Linked DNA regions of Homo sapiens: region 1 is linked to region 2. A link is an interaction called in ENCODE POLR2A ChIA-PET data of the cell type or tissue named here. Cell type or tissue: PC-3. All regions are shown on one strand.

What was found. ChIA-PET counts read pairs that join two places held together with the same protein. Peaks named below come from ENCODE experiments on the same cell type or tissue, not always from the same donor. Only the 100,000 strongest peaks of a DNase experiment are listed, where the experiment ranks them.
Region 1: POLR2A ChIA-PET joins it to region 2 with 11 read pairs; 2 of 35 experiments call an interaction of 5 or more read pairs at or near these places.

What each region holds. Positions count from the first base shown.
Region 1 is chr10:34,727,221-34,735,220 of GRCh38, forward strand. All of the region lies in intron 1 of PARD3 (par-3 family cell polarity regulator), which reads right to left. Among named protein-coding and RNA genes, the nearest start is that of PARD3, 84 kb to the right of the region's middle. In PC-3, CTCF peaks have their summits at 4,413 and 5,826 (motif pointing left); DNase peaks (open chromatin) are centred at 1,841, 4,861 and 6,011; H3K4me3 peaks cover 1,505 bases; H3K27ac peaks cover 3,098 bases.
Region 2 is chr10:34,842,818-34,850,817 of GRCh38, forward strand. No RefSeq gene overlaps it. Among named protein-coding and RNA genes, the nearest start is that of PARD3-DT, 31 kb to the left of the region's middle. In PC-3, no CTCF peak of the experiment used is centred here; no DNase peak of the experiment used is centred here.

The DNA.
Region 1 (8,000 bases), 120 kb before region 2:
TGGGTGCCTGCAAGCCTGAGAGCATGAACCCTATCTAAGGAACAGCTGCCACTGGCGGCATACAAGCTTGCTCTGGCCCAGGCTCCCCAGGTCTCAGGAAGCACTGCACGTTCCCACGTTTTATGCAGCATCTTCTCAATTTCTCAGGCTGGCCATGACAGACATCATTAAAACAATGTGTTCTAGCCTTCTCCCTGCAGGCAGGGCAAGCCTCATAGGACCCAAAGTACATCAGTCCTTCCAGACTGCTGACACCTGCAAGCACAAAGAACTACCACCTTGTACTCTGTAGTCAAAATTTATTTAACTGAAGCAAGTCTGAGCACAGCAATGAGAGATTGCTATGTTTATTTTTTTTTTGAACGACAACAACAAAAAAAACAGTCCAAGTTTATATACATAATGATTTATAGGCACTTTGAAGCCTTTAAGGTTTTCTTTCTGCTCCCGGTCTCTCATCTCTCCATTCCCAATCACACACACTGTTGCCAGAATAACATTCCTCCAGCCCTGTTACGAAACCCCGGCCTGCTGGAGAATGAAAAGGTTTCCCTACTGCAGGTGAAACACAAGTATGCAACCCCCTCCCTCCACCACACACACACACACACACGCACGCACGCAGGTGAAACACAAGTATGCAACCCCCTCCCTCCGCCACACACACACACACACACACACACACACCACTTCCATCCAACCCCTCCAGACTCAACCATTACCACATACTGGGCACAGGCCTTTTCAGCACCCGATATCTGACAAGCAACATTCAACATGTCAACCCGGAGACAATACAAGATCCTTGCAATGCATTCTGGATCAACAAGTAGGTATATTAAGTCTAATTTATTAGACTCTAGGCATTTCGAGGCTTCACAGTATGTATGATGAATCTGTAGGCAAGAAAAACACAGAGTAAAAGCCCTTTATTCTCTATTTTCTATCTAGTTAAGAATTTACCAAATTTACCATATGTAATAAAATACTGTTTTTAGAAAACACTCAAATTTAGGCTCTTGAATATTTGACAAAATTATATACTGCTTCAAATACATACAAATATTCTTCAGGAAGCCTGTACATTAAATAGCAAATAAAGTATCTAAAGGATTCTGACGCTAAATGTCATTTCTGAACGTTTTTGTAATTTAGAAAAATAGTCACATTAGCAGCCAGCTAGTCCCACATCTTGAATACTTTCACAGAACTGCAATGACGCAGGGGCACTTCAGGAAAAAAAACACCAAACCTCTCTTCAACCCTGAAATGTGCCCTAACAGATGAATAATAAAAATGGAAAATATGCACCTCAAAGTACTCTCCACTTTAAACTGACACACTTGTGTTTGTCCTAATGCTGCTAATCAGTTTCCAGTAAATATGTCACATTGTTGTCTATTTCTAAGTGCTCCCAATTTGGATGAAGTCATCCCAAGCAGCAGTAAAAGGCTTTTATTGCCCAGCAGAATACAACCATTTCTGTACTTGCCTTTTGTTTCTCATTACCTAGATGTAGCAGTCAAAAAGTCCAAATTTTCAGGAGGTACATTAGTTTTTTAAATGGTTTCTCATATTTAATGTAATATTCTAGGTTTCATATCAGGCAAAATTATCAAGTTAATCTCATGCAGCCATGTACTGCATAACATTTCAGTCAACAACAGACCGCACACAGACAGTGGTCCCATAAGATTGTAATACCGTATTTCTACTGTACCTTTTCTAGGTTCCGATATGTTTAGAAACACAACTATGTACCACTCTGTTCTAACTGCCTGCAGTATTCAGGACAGTAACAGGCTGTACAGGTTTGCAGTCCAGGAGCAACAGGTTAGACCACACAGCCGAGGTGTGCAGTAGGCTCTGCAACCTAGGTTTGTGTAAGTTCACCCTATGATGCTCGCACAATGAAACTGCCTAACAACTCATTTCACAGAATGAATCCTCCTTAAGCGGCGCGTGACTATGAATATAAATCCTTAAAATGCTGAATGCAGCCTACGCTTTTAAAGATATGATGCTATTGGCCAGGCGTGGAGGCTCATGCCTATAATCCTAGCACTTTGGGAGGTTGAGGTGGGCGGATCACTTGAGGTCAGGAGTTCAAAACCAGCCTGGCCAACACAGTGAAACCCCGTCTCTACTAAAAATACAAAAATTAGCCAGGCGTGGTGGTGGGTGCCTGTAATCCCAGCTACTCGGGAGGCTAAGGCAAGAGAACCACTTGAACCCAGCAGGCGGAGGTTGCAGTGAGCCAACATCACACCACTGCACTCCAGCCTGGGCAACAGGGCAAGACTCCATCTCAAAAAAAAAAAAAAAGATAAGATAAGATATGATGCTATAAAAAAGGATTGTTGTGAGAATTTGAAGGATTCTACATGTAAAATGGAAGCTAAACATCTATAAATAGTAGAACTTGATTTAATATAGAAGGGTCTCCTACAGTAAATGAACCTGACAAGTGCCCCAAAAGTTTCCACTTAATTAAAAATCCACTAAGGAAATTACACACACAAATTAACTTCATTATGCAGCGAGCAGTCTCCTGGAGGAGCCGGAAAAGTAATCTGACCATGGTCCAAGGAGTTCCTTGTACTTCACTCCTGGCTGTTGTGTACGCATCTGTGATGCATCCCCAGGGAGAGATTAAATTTAAACGGATTGGAAAGAGAAGGAAAGATCCTTCCTTCCGATAAAAACACATCCAACATCACCTCCCTCCCCTAGAAATCAGGGGCTTTCAACAATGTGCTTTGGAGAATTTTAATAGGTTTTATAGCCTGAACCAGACCTAAAGAGCAATTCATTAAGAATTTTAGTGTGTTTCTTAAAATGCTCAATAAAATAAAATAATGTCTCAGGGCTATATCCTCACCTAAAATATTTTATAAAGGCCAAAATAAACCTGATACCAAAATCAGACAAATATGTATACATCTTCTCCCTCATGAACTAAGGTACAAAAATCAGCAACAATATATCACCAAATTAAATCCAACAATATATAAAGAGAAGTGGATGGTATACAAAAGCAACGCATCTACAAATCTCACCTCTCTCTCTCCAAAATCCAATTTTTTTTTTCCTAAAGGATAAATTAACCAGACCTGGAAATTAATGAGTTTGCAGATTGAAAAGTTTTCACCAACTTTAAACTGCACTGTACAGCTATAAATTTACATAATGCAGGACTACTTTTTAACAATAATATAGAAATCAGGGGAAATCAATTTTTAAAAAAACAAGATGAAGCCAAAGGCAGTCTTCAAAATATACTCCATGGCTAGGAGCTCACGCCTGTAATCCCTACACTTTGGGAGGCCCAGGAAGGAGGATGGCTTGAGCCCAGGAGTTGTACACCAGCCTGGCCAATACGGCAAGCCATCGTCTCTACAAAAAAATTTAAAAATTAGCCATGTGTGATGATGCATGCCTGTAGTCCTACCTGTACTGGATAGGCTGAGGTGGGAGGCTCACTTGGGCACAGGAGTACAAGGCTGCAGTGAGCTATGACTGCAACACTGCACTCAGCCAAGGTGACTCTGTCTCCAAAATAAAATAAAATTGAAATTAATAAAAATTTAAATTTGAAAAACGTACTCCATTAGGTCCTGCAAAGCGAGTAGACGCTGTGAGGATTCCAGCAGCCTTAATGAGCGCATACACACAAGGAAAGAACCACAACTATTCATTTCTCTTGTGAAATTCTTAAACCAACCCACAATTTGACCCGGTTATATAGCTCTATTAGTGTAAGTACACAACATTGTGCCCCAAACTTAAGAATTTCACAGCTACAAACTTCTACGGGCAGGGTTTCCATATGATAAAGATATTTGTGCATACTTGATTAAGTCATCATTATAATCATCTGTTGAATACGCTATGAGCAATTTTTTTACGCTGTTTTCTCTCACCTTTATAATGATCTTCCAAATCAGAAAAAAAGTCAAAATATAAAATTAAGACATCTTCTTTTAGGAATTCTTCTACAGAGCAGGCCTGAGTTTCAACTTGCATGGCATAAAATGTATGCAAAGAAAATGTATTCTGATATGAGACCCTCAGTTGCCTACAGACTTCAATCAACTCATTTGGAGAGCTGTTCACTACCTCTTAGTCTTTTCAAGTCTTATTAGTCTTTACACAATCCACTGACATGGACAGCTATAAAAGTTACACTTGCTGCTCTAGCGCTGACTAGACAAATTTGTAGTGATTAGCACATTACCTGAACTATCATTCCAAGTTTGTCTGAAAGCAACACAAAAACCTATAGCTACATGTCCTATAAAGTTTCTCATAAAATGACCACACTTTTGAGGTCGTAAAATAAAAGTACTTATTTGCCATTAAAATCACAGAACTTAAAGGGATTGCAAAGACTCTAGAGGTCACCAACAATTGAGAAAAGTTGAAGTTCAAAAATCAAGAAGTAATTTTTTTCACAATCAAATAGTAGTTGAATAGCAATATCCAACATTCCCATCTCCTAATTCCTTCTTCCACAGTCTCCTAGTTTTTTCATCATGCCACATACAGCTTACCAAAATCTTTATTTTTAATTTAAATCACAGGAAAGGCAAATGCTGTAATGAGTCTGCAAATATTTACAAGAGAGGAGTGAAGAAATAAGCCCACTAAATTCAGTGAGACAAGTATAATGAGAAATAATCCCAAGGCTCATTTTTCTCAGTTTCTCAGAATTGATAGGACAACAATAAAAGGAAGGGAAGAAATTTTGCAAGACTAACTCTCAAAAAGAATAGCTATTTGCAGAATGAATCACAGCTATTAATCTTTTCTTGAAAAATATATGACAGCAGGGTGTTTTCCCTGTCTCTAACTTTAAAAGGCCGGCTGCCAAAGGGCTATTCGATGAAAACATTACATACCATCATTGAGATATGCACTCTTTCAACCTGAGAACGCTTATTGAAAGGTAAGAAAAAAAAAGAAACGCAATCTTCTGAAAACATTAAACTACAAAACAGTCACATTAACAAAAGTACAGCTAAGCCTCACAATGCAGGTCTTCTCAAGTACATGCAAAAGTAGTAAAATGGAGACACTCTAGGGTAGGAGGCCTGAAGTAAACTGCACTAATCCCTTTGTCCACCCCCACCCATACAAATTGTCTTTGAAGTATTTTGTGAGATATCTTGATTTTATTTTTAAAATACATACAGGCCAGGTGCAATGACTGACACTTATAATGGCACTTTGGGAGGCCAAGGTGGGAGGACAGCTTGAGACCAGGAGTTTGAGATCAGCCTGGGCAACACAGCAAGGCTCCATTTCTACGAAAAAATTTTCTTTTAATTAGCCGGGCATAGTGGCATGTGCCTGTAGTTCCAGCTGTTTGGGAGGCTGAGGCGGGAGGGTTGCTTGAACCCAGGAGTTTGGGGCTACAGTGAGCTATGATCATACCACTGCACTCCAGCCTGGAGGACAGAGCAAGACAATCAATCAATCAATAATAAATAATTAGTAATTGATTAATCGGTGATAAATAGGTAAATGAGTTAAAATTCATATAGAATTTACGTTACGCCATAATATTTGCCTTTGCAATACGAAAGTTGAGCCTTCAAATAAATGGAAAACCACCCCTCACAAACCCATACCTCCCTCAGCAATACTCACACCCAGTGTGAGGAACATACTGGAAGGCCACTACAAATAGCAACATGAGGGACAGCCATCGGGCACCAGGCAGACGAGGGACCCACGGAGGAGCTCCTCTATGAAGACTCCAGTCTAGTGTCTCTTCCCCACCTCCCACCCTCTCTTTGAACTCCCTCTCTCTTCTGCCCTCTACAGGAAACAAGGTGATATCAAAATAAAGGGGTCTGGGACAAGGAAACAAGAAGCTCACCTCTATCAATGGAAAACATAAAAGTCTCACTACTACAATGAAATATTTGCCTGCCTCTACTTACACTTTATACCAAAGTTCAAAGTTAACACCGTTAATCACCATCCACAAAAGCATGACTAACCAAGTGAAGATTAACTAGTCATTTCCTGATTACAAATGGAAGTAGAATTTTCCCAGTATCATTGACAGTGACTATTAGAATGTGTTGAAAGTCCCTTACAATCACTCTTCCAAAAATGCTTTAAGACAAAATTTAAATAAAAATTTTATTCACTAACAGCTGTCCAAGATTCCAATACAAACATAATTCTACGTTGTGATTAAAAAGAAAAATTATTCAGCTTAAAAAAACAACTAGTGACAAACATGATTAGAGTTTTGTTTTGTTTCTTTTGAGATTGAGTCTCACTCTGTCACCCAGGCTGGAGTGCAGTGGCACCATCTCGGCTCACCACGAACTCCTCCTCCCGGGCTCAAGCAATTCTCCTGCCTCAGCCTCCCAAGCAGCTGAGATTACAGGCGTGTGCCACCAAACCCAGCTAATTTTTATATTTTTAGTAGAGACGGGGTTTGAGATCTGTGGGGTTTCCCCATGTTGGCCAGGCTGGTCTCGAACTCCTGACCTCAGGTGATCCGCTGGTGTTGGCCTCCCAAAGTGCTGGGATTATGGGCGTGAGCCACCGCACCCTGCCATGGTTAGAGTTTTTATCAGGTATTTGTTCTGGAAAGCAGACTCAAAATTAATATAAACCATCTTTCTCAAAACTCCTAATATAAAGCTAACACCAATTCACAAAAGAAGAGAGTAAATTATGCTTCTGCGAAAGTAAAATCAAAGCTGTTTTTTTTTTTTTACCATAAGCAGTCATAGAAAGAACAAAGCTGTTTTATACTTATTTCCCATTGACAAAATTAACCCCAAACATAACAATCACTTATTCAGAAAAAAAAGTGTAAAAAGTAACCATATGGTTTTAATGTTTCCTAATCTCCTAATTTATTATTTAGAATGTTAAAACTTATTTCTCAGGTTCAAAAAAATCCTTTAAAAAACTTTTACTATAATGCCTTATCAGTTACTCAACTACTAAAAAGTAAATTCATTATATCAACAAAGCACTACAAAAAGGCATGTGAGTGATACACTTCTGCACTTGGAAAATCTGCCAAATTCCCATCATTGAAGATTACACATATAACAAATATATGGGGCCCTTTTTTTTTTTTTTTTTTTTTTTTTTTTTTTGAGACAGAGTCTCGCTCTGTCGCCCAGGCTGGAGTGCAGTGGCGCGATCTCAGCTCACTGCAAGCTCCGCCTCCTGGGTTCACGCCATTCTCCTGCTTCAGCCTCCATAGTAGCTGGGATTACAGGCGCCCGCCACCATGCCCGGCTAATATTTTTTTGTATTTTTAGTAGAGACGGGGTTTCACTGTGTTAGCCAGTATGGTCTCGATCTCCTGACCTTGTGATCCGCCCACCTCGGCCCATATGGGGCATTTTTAAAATAAAAGAGAAAACAAAAAACTTCACATGCTGTGTTGAAACAACTGGCTTTCCTATTGGAGGAGTGTGGGGAAGAAATTAGGTCCCTACCTTACCAAATACAAAATCAATCCCATATGAATTCAAGATTAGATTCAAAATGCTTTCTTTCATTAATTTTAAACTATTAGATATAAAAAGAGAATATGTTTGCAATTTAAGGTGAGGCCTTCTTAAGCAAGACACTAGATGTTAATACCCAAAAGCCAGGAAGTTTAACATTTCTGTACAAAGTATGGTATATGCCATTTTAAAAAGTTAAACAGCAGACAAAATACAGAAAATATATTTTCAATGTGTACTGCATTTAAAGTTACTATTACAAAGGGCTTATGGGAAAAAAAAAAAAAAAACCCCAAGAGCAAAATGGATAAATTAATAGGAAATTCTGAGAAAAGGATGTAAACATGTGAGAAAACAGTAAAATTCCCTGGTGCTAAGGGAAATTAAGGCAATGATGATGTAGCACTTTTTGAGTATATCCAAACGGACAACAGAAAATAATAAGTAGATAACCTAGTATTCACGAGAGAGATCAATTATCTTTTTTAGGGCAATTTGTCAATAATA
Region 2 (8,000 bases):
GTTGAGTTTACCTGAAAGTTCACTTAACATTAGAAAACTGATTTGAGGCCAAGGTGGGAAGATCACTTGAGCCCCAGAGTTCAAGACCAGCCTGGGCAACATAGGGAGCCCCAGTCTAAAAATAAATAAATAAAATGAAATAAAGTAAGCTGGATGTGCTGACACATGCCTGTAGTCTCTGAGGCAGGAGGATCACTTGAGTCTGAGAGTGACAGAGTGAGACAAATTTATTTTGATTAATGTGATTCACCACATTAACAAATTAAAGAGCAAAAAGCATAGGGTCATCTGCATAGATGCAGAAAATTCATTTGTAAAATTCAACATCCATTCATGATGATTCTTAGTAAACCCGAATAGAAAGTAGAAAGGAAGTTGCTTGTAGAGCAAAATTAATTCCTCTGTGTGTGTGTGTATGTGTGTGATGGAGTCTCATTCTGTTGCCCAGGCTGGAGTGCAGTGGCTCAATCCCGGCTCACTGCAACCTCCACCTCCCGGGTTCAAGTGATTCTCCTGCCTCAGCCTCCCAAGTAGCTGGGATGACAGGCGCCTGCCACCACACCCGGCTAATTTTTGTATTTTTAGTAGAGATGGGGTTTCACTATGTTAACCAGGCTGGTCTCAAACTGCTGATCTCAAGTGATCTGCCCGCCTTGGCCTCCCAAAGTGCTAGGATTGCAGGACTGCTCCCAGCCCAGAAACATCTACTTCTGTAAGTGTGATGAGAAATGAGATGAAATAGCAGTGACTGCACCCCAGCCCTGTGTGCTGTGTGAAAGAGCTGGGCTTTATGTCACCCCAGCCCTGTGTGCTGTGTGAAAGAGCTGGGCTTTATGTCACCCCAGCCCTGTGTGCTGTGTGAAAGAGCTGGGCTTTATCTCACTCCAGCCCCGTGCGCTGTATGAAAGAGCCAGGACTTTATCTTACGAGTGACGTGGAACAAGAGAAAGCCTTTCAGCAGTGGCATAATGGGTCAGATTGCGATGTTAAGTATACCAGTTACTTTGGTGGCCCTGTGGAAGGCTGACCCAATGAAGATGAAAGTGGAAGGATGAACACCAGCTCAGAAGTTGTTGAGTATTCCAGGAAAGAGTTAGTGAAAGCCTGATCACCCGGGATTATAGGACCAATGTGTTGGGGGACATAGATGAAAAATATTTTGGAGTTATAATCAGAAAGTTTTGAGATGTACTGGGTTAAAAGGGTGAATGTGACATAATAAGAAATATGTATTTGGTGTCTATCCCCAGTTCCTGACACAGAGCCCCCAAGACCCTTGTAGCTTCCTGAAGGATGGGGTGACAGGAGCAGCTTTCGTTATAATATTTGGTCTTGGTCCGTGTTTCCTGACACAAGAACTTCTAAGACCCATATGGAATCTCCAGAGTGATGAGCTTCCTTTTCTATGCTCATGAGGTGACTGGGGTACCCAGAGCTTCAGGATGAGTCTAGCTGCTAGAGCCACCATATGGTTAGAGGGTTGGAGCTTTCAGCCCCACTCCCTAATCTCCAGGGAGGAGAGGGCATCTGGAGATTGAGATCAATCCCCAATGGCTAATGATTTAATCAATTATGTCAGTGCAATGGAACCTCCATTAAAAAAACCCTAAAAAACAGGATTTGGAGAGCTTCTGGGCTGGTGAATGCATCCATGTGCCAAGAGGGTGGTACCTCCCTCCACAGGGACAGAAGCTCCTGCACCCGGAACACTTCCAAACCTCACTCTGCGCACCTCTCCATTGGGCTGTGCATATGTCTCCTTTATGACATCCTTTATAATAAACCCGTCATAGCAAGTAAAGTGTTTCTCTGAGTTCTGACAGCTGTTACAGCAAATTATCAAGCATGCAGAGGTCGTCATGGGAACCCCCAATTTGTAGCCATCAATCAGAAGTCCTGGAGGCCCTGGACTTGAGATTGGCATCTGAAGTGGGGACAGTCTTGTGGGACTAGGCCCTTAACTTGTGGGGTACAATGCTAACTCCAGGTAAATAGCATCAGAATTGAATTGAAATAAACTGTGCAACATCCAGTTGGTGTCTGCAGAGTTGGAGAATTAGTTGTTACTGTGGAGGAAAAAAAAAAACCCACACATTTCTCAGAAATGTCGAGAGCATAGAAACAGTGTTTTCTTTTACTGAGAGAAAAGGAAGAGTCAAGGATATTTCCCCAGTCATATTCTATATATGCTGGCAGACAGTGTCCCCACCCGAAAGACTATAAAAGGAAAAACTAATTAAATAAAAACAAATAACATACACAGACTGGTCAATTTGTCTTAACTGGTATAGATTTGTTAACCTATATAGAATGGGATCATGTCTGTAACTTTTACCATCACCAGCTTTTATGAAGGATACTGATGATGTCAACCTTTTATATTACATGTTTGCAAAGTACAATATCTATTCAATGTAACCACATAGATTTATTTTGCCAGGAGTCTTGAAAAATTAATGAGCAGGCCAGATGCAGTGGCTCACACGGAGGTTGCAGTGAGCCAAGATTGCGCTACTGCACTCCAGCCTGGAAGACAGAGTGAGACTCTGTCTCAAAACAGTAAACTAAACTAAACTAAACTAAAATAAAATAAAATAAAATAAAATAAAATAAAAATAAAAGTAAATGAGCAGTATTAGCACCATCATTATCCATCATCATCAATACCACCAGTCTTCTTTTAGAATTTTACTAAATTACTTCAGTCAACTTAAAACTTGTGAATTATGTTGTAAAATATTCACTATTGAGGTTATACTTGTGTATTTGGAGGTGAAGGCATGTCTAGCTTTTGTTTGTTGTTTGTTGTTTGGTTTGTTGTTCAGACCACAGCACTTTTCTCAGCTTCATTTTTGTTTTTTTTGTTTGTTTGTTTTGTTTTGTTTTGAGACAGAGTCTCACTCTGTCACCCAGGCTGGAGTGCAGTGGCGCGATCTCGGCTCACTGCAAGTTTCGCCTCCTGGGTTCATGCCATTCTCCTGCCTCAGCCTCCCAAGTAGCTGGGACTACAGGCACATGCCACCACACCCGGCTAATTTTTTTGTATTTTTAGTAGAGACGGGGTTTCACCGTGTTAGCCAGGATGGTCTCGATCTCCTGACCTCATGATCCGCCTGCCTTGGCCTCCCAAAGTGCTGGGATTACAGGCGTGAGCCACCGCGCCCAGCCTCAGCTTCATTTTTGCTCTTGATGTCTGAAGGAATCAAGCCAGTGATTTCTGAAGTCCTCTCTGAATCAACCAGTACTGTCTGAGAGTGCCTCCCCTCTCCCCCACCCCCATCCTGAGACTACAAATAGTAGCCATGTGGTTTTCTTTTCTTTTCTTTCTTTCTTTTTTTTTTTTTTTTTTGAGACAGAGTCTCACTCTTGTCTTGTCACCCAGGCTGAAGTGCAGCAGCACCATCTTGGCTCACTGCAACCTCTGACTCCTAGGTTCAAGCGATTCTCCTGCCTCAACCTCCCGAGTAGCTTGAACTACAGGCACACACCACCATGCCCGGCTAAATTTTGTATTTTTAGTAGAGACCAGGTTGCACCATGTTGGCCAGACTGGTCTCGAACTCCTGACTTCAGGTGATCCATCCACTTCGTCCTCTGAACGTGCTGGGATTACAGGTGTGAGCCACCGGCCTGGTCTGGCATGTCTAGTTTTATTGCTCTGCACGTGTGTCACATTTTAAAATACAAATTGAAAGTTGGTGGCAACACTGCAAGTTTATTGGCACCATTTTTGCTAACATTGTGTCTCTGTGTCACATTTTGGTAATTCTTGCAATATCTCAAACTTTATTATTATTGTTATTTGAGACAGAGTCTCGCTCTGTTGCCCAGGCTGGAGTACAGTGGCGGGATCTCAGCTCACTGCAATCTTTGTCTCCCGGGTTCAAGCTATTCTCTTGCCTCAGCCTCCGAAGTAGTTGGGATTACGGGTGTGAGCCACCACGTCTGGCTAATTTTTGTATTTTTAGTAGAGACAGGGTTTCACCATGTTGGCCAGACTTGTCTTGAACTCCTGGCCTCAAGTGATCCACCCACCTTGGCCTCCCAAAGCGCTGGGATTACAGGCATGAGCCACCACGGCCAGCCAAATGTGTGTGTTCCCTGTCTCTCTCCTTCTCCTCGGGCCTTCCTATTCTCTAAGACACAACAATATTGAAATTAGGCCAATTAACCCTACAATGGCTTCTAAGTGTTCAAGTGAAAGGAAGCGTTGCCTATCTCTCACTTTAAATGAAAATGCTACTCCAGTGAACACACAAATGATAAGAAGGCTAAACAGCCTTATTGCTGATATGGAGAAAGTTTGAGTGGACTGGGTAGAAGATCAAACCAGCCACAACATTCTCTTAATCCAAAACTTAATCAAAGCAAGACCTTAACTCTCTTCATTTCTGTAAAGACTGAGGAAGGTGAAGATGCTGCAGAAAAAAAAGAAAAAAAGAAACTAGCAATGGTTGATTCATGAGGTTTAAGGAATAAGATATTTCCACAACATAAAAATGCAAAGTGAAGCAGCAAATGCTGATTTAGAAGCCACAGCAAGTTGTCCAGAAAGTCTGGCTAAGGCCGGGCATGGTGGCTTGTGCCTGTAATCCCAGCACTATGGGAGGCCAAGGTGGGTGGATCACCTGAGGTCAGGAGTTCGAGACCAGCCTGGCCAACACGGTGGAACCCTGTCTCTACTCAAACTACAAAAAGGCATGGTGGTGTGCACATGGAGTCCCAGATACTTGGGAGGCTGAAGCACGAGAATCGCTTGAACCCAGAAGGAGGAGATTGCAGTGAGCCAAGATTGTGCCACTGCACTCCAGCCTGGGTGACAGAGTGAGACACCATCTCAGAAAAAAAAAAAAAGAAAAAAAAGAAAATCTAGCTAAGATTACTGAGGAAGGTGGCCACTCTAAACAAGAGATTTCCAATGTAGATGAAACAGCCTTACATAGGAAGATGATGCCATCTAATACTTTCATAGCTAGAGAGAAGTGAATCCCTGGCTTCAAAGCTTCAAAAAATAAGCAGACCCTCTAGTTAGGGGCTAATGCAGCTGGTGACTTTAAGTTCAAGCCAGTGTTCATTGATCATTCTGAAAATCCTAGGGCCCTTAAGAATTATGCTAAGTCTACTCTGTTCATGCTCTAGAAATAACAACAACAAAGCCTGGATGATCGCACATCTGTTTACAGCATTAGCCATGGCAATTTCTTAAAATAAGACAGCAGTTAAGTTTGCACATTGATCAACTCTTCCTTTCACAAAAGATTTCTCTGCAGCATGTGATGCTGTTGGATACCATTTTACCCACAGTAGGACTTCTTTCAAAGTTGGAGTCTGGACTGGGCAGTGCGGCTCACACCTATAATCCCAGCACTTGGGGAGGCTGAGGCAGGAGGATCACTTGAGCCCAGAAGTTTGATGCTTCAGTGAGCTACGATCACATCACTGCACTCCAGCCTGGGCCACAGAGCGAGATCCTGCCAAAAAAAAAAAAAAAAATTGTATTCAATCCTCTCAGACCCTACCACTCCTTTATCAACTAAATTTATGGAATATTCTAAATCCTTTGTTATCATTTCAACAATGTTCATAGCATCTTCAGGAGATTACATCTCAAGAAACCACTTTGCTCATCCACAAGAAGCAATTCCTCATCCATTCATGTTTTCTCATGAGATTGCAGCAATTCAGTTACATCTTCAGGCTCTAATTCTCATTCTGGTTATCTTGCTATTTCTACCACATCAGCAGTTACTTCCTCCCCTGAAGCCTTGATCCTAAGTCATCAATGAGGGTTGAAATCAACTTCTTCCAAACTCCTTTTCATGTTGATAGTTTGACCCCCTCCCATGACTCATGAATGGTTTTTTTTTTGTTTTTATTTTTTTAGAGACAGGGTTTCATTATGTTGCCCAGGCTGGTCTAGAATGCCTGGACTCAAGCGATCCTCCTGCCTCGGCCTCCCAACATGCTGGGATTACAGATATGAGCCACCACCACACCCAGCCAACGAATGTTCTTAATGGCATTTAGAATAGTGAATCCTTCCCAGAAGGTTTTCAATTTACTTTGCCCAGACCCATCAGAGGAATCACTATCTATGGTAGCTATAGCCTTACAAAATGTATTTCTTTTGTGGTTATGGTGGTGGTTTTTTTGAGACAGGGTCTTGCTCTGTCACCCAGGCTAGAGTGCAGTGGCACAATCTTGGCTCACTACAGCCAGCCTCCATCTCCTGGGCTCAAGTGATCCTCCCACCTCAGCCTACCAAGTAGCTGAGATTATAGGCACACACCACTACGCCCAGCTAATTTTTTAATTTTTTTTTTTAAAGATAGGGTCTGCCTATGTTGCTCACGCTGGTCTCGAACTGTTGGGCTCAAGCAATTCTCCCATCTCAACCTCCCAAAATGCTAGGATTAGAGGCATGAGCCACTGAGCCCAGCCTTCATTTAATTTTTAGTCATTCAAAAATTACTCCTCTTGGCTGGGTGCAGTGGTTCATGCCTGTAATCTCAGCACTCTGGGATGCCAAGGCAGGTGAATCACCTGAGGTCAGGAGTTCGAGACCAACCTGCCCAACATGGTAAAACCCTGTCTCTACTAAAAATACAAAAATTAGCTGGGAGTGGTGGCAGTCGCCTGTAATCCCAGCTATTCTGGAGACTGAGGCAGGAGAATAGCTTGAACCCAGGAGGCAGAGGTTGCAGTAAGCCGAGATAGCACCATCAGACTCCAGGCTAGGCAACAAGAGTGAGACCACATTTCACAAATAATAATAATAATAATAATAATAATTACTCCTTTTGAAATAAAACCTGAAAGATTTGGGAATATACTATTGGGAGAGAACCAATGTTAGATCAGAGAAAACTTGCTGTTTGCAGGAAGACATCTTTGGGAAGGCTGTGTGGACCAACACATGGAGGGGAAGAGATCTTAGCAGATATTCGGAAATGTTCCTTAAAGCAGGGGAAGATTTGATGCTATAATTGGCGATATAAAAGAGGAATATGATCTTTCCCCTAAAATTAAAGATGTAGAGATCTGGATTATAAAATTGAGGTCTGGGGGCCAGGTGTGGTGGCTCACGCCTATAATTCCAGCACTTCGGGACTTTGGGAGGCCAAGATGGGCAGATTGCCTGACCTTAGGAGTTTGAGATCAGCCTGGGCAACATGGCAAAAGCCTGTATCTATTAAAAGTGCAAAAAATTAGCCAGCCATGGTAGTGAGCACCTGTAATCCCAGCTACTTGGGAAGCTGAGGTATGAGAATCGCTTGAACCAGGGAGCCAGAGGCTGCAGTGAGTCAAGATCATGCCACTGCACTCCAGCCTGGGCAACAGAGCAAGACTGTGTCTTCAAAAAAAGAAAGAAAGAAAGAGAGGGAGAAAGAGAGAGAGAGAGACAGAAAGAATGAAAGAAAGAAAGAACAAAAGAAAGGAAAAGAAAAGAAAAGAAAGAAAAAAATAAAATTGAGGTCTGCAAGAACTTCTATATCCTTAGACCAATCAAGGGGACATAAAATAAATAAAAGATAGCAATCTAATGTCTTAAGAAAACTTGATGGAATTAAAACTTATGAAAATTGGTAAGAAAATTTGTTTTTGTTTTTGTTTTTTCCAGAAGTATCTACTTTTACAAAAGGAGAACCTTCCTTCTGCAACTGCTGAAGAGGCTCCTCCTAAAGGTACACAAAAATATTCAGCCTGAGTCATGATAAAATGATCATCTGAAAAACTGAAGTACAAGATGACCTGCTTTCTCCTGTGAGAGATCCTTCTAAACTCACATGTGGCACAGGAATAGGCCTTTGGGATATGACAATTTCATGGTGTATTTCCCTACACGTTCAAATCAGATTCAGATTTCACATTTGCATTGTGTGAGAGTTCTCATAAAATAGAGTGATGTCCAAATGAAAAGAGGCTTCATCTCATTCCCTAAGGATTATTTTCACTAACTCAGCTAAATTTGAGATAGACGCAAATTATACAGCCACATT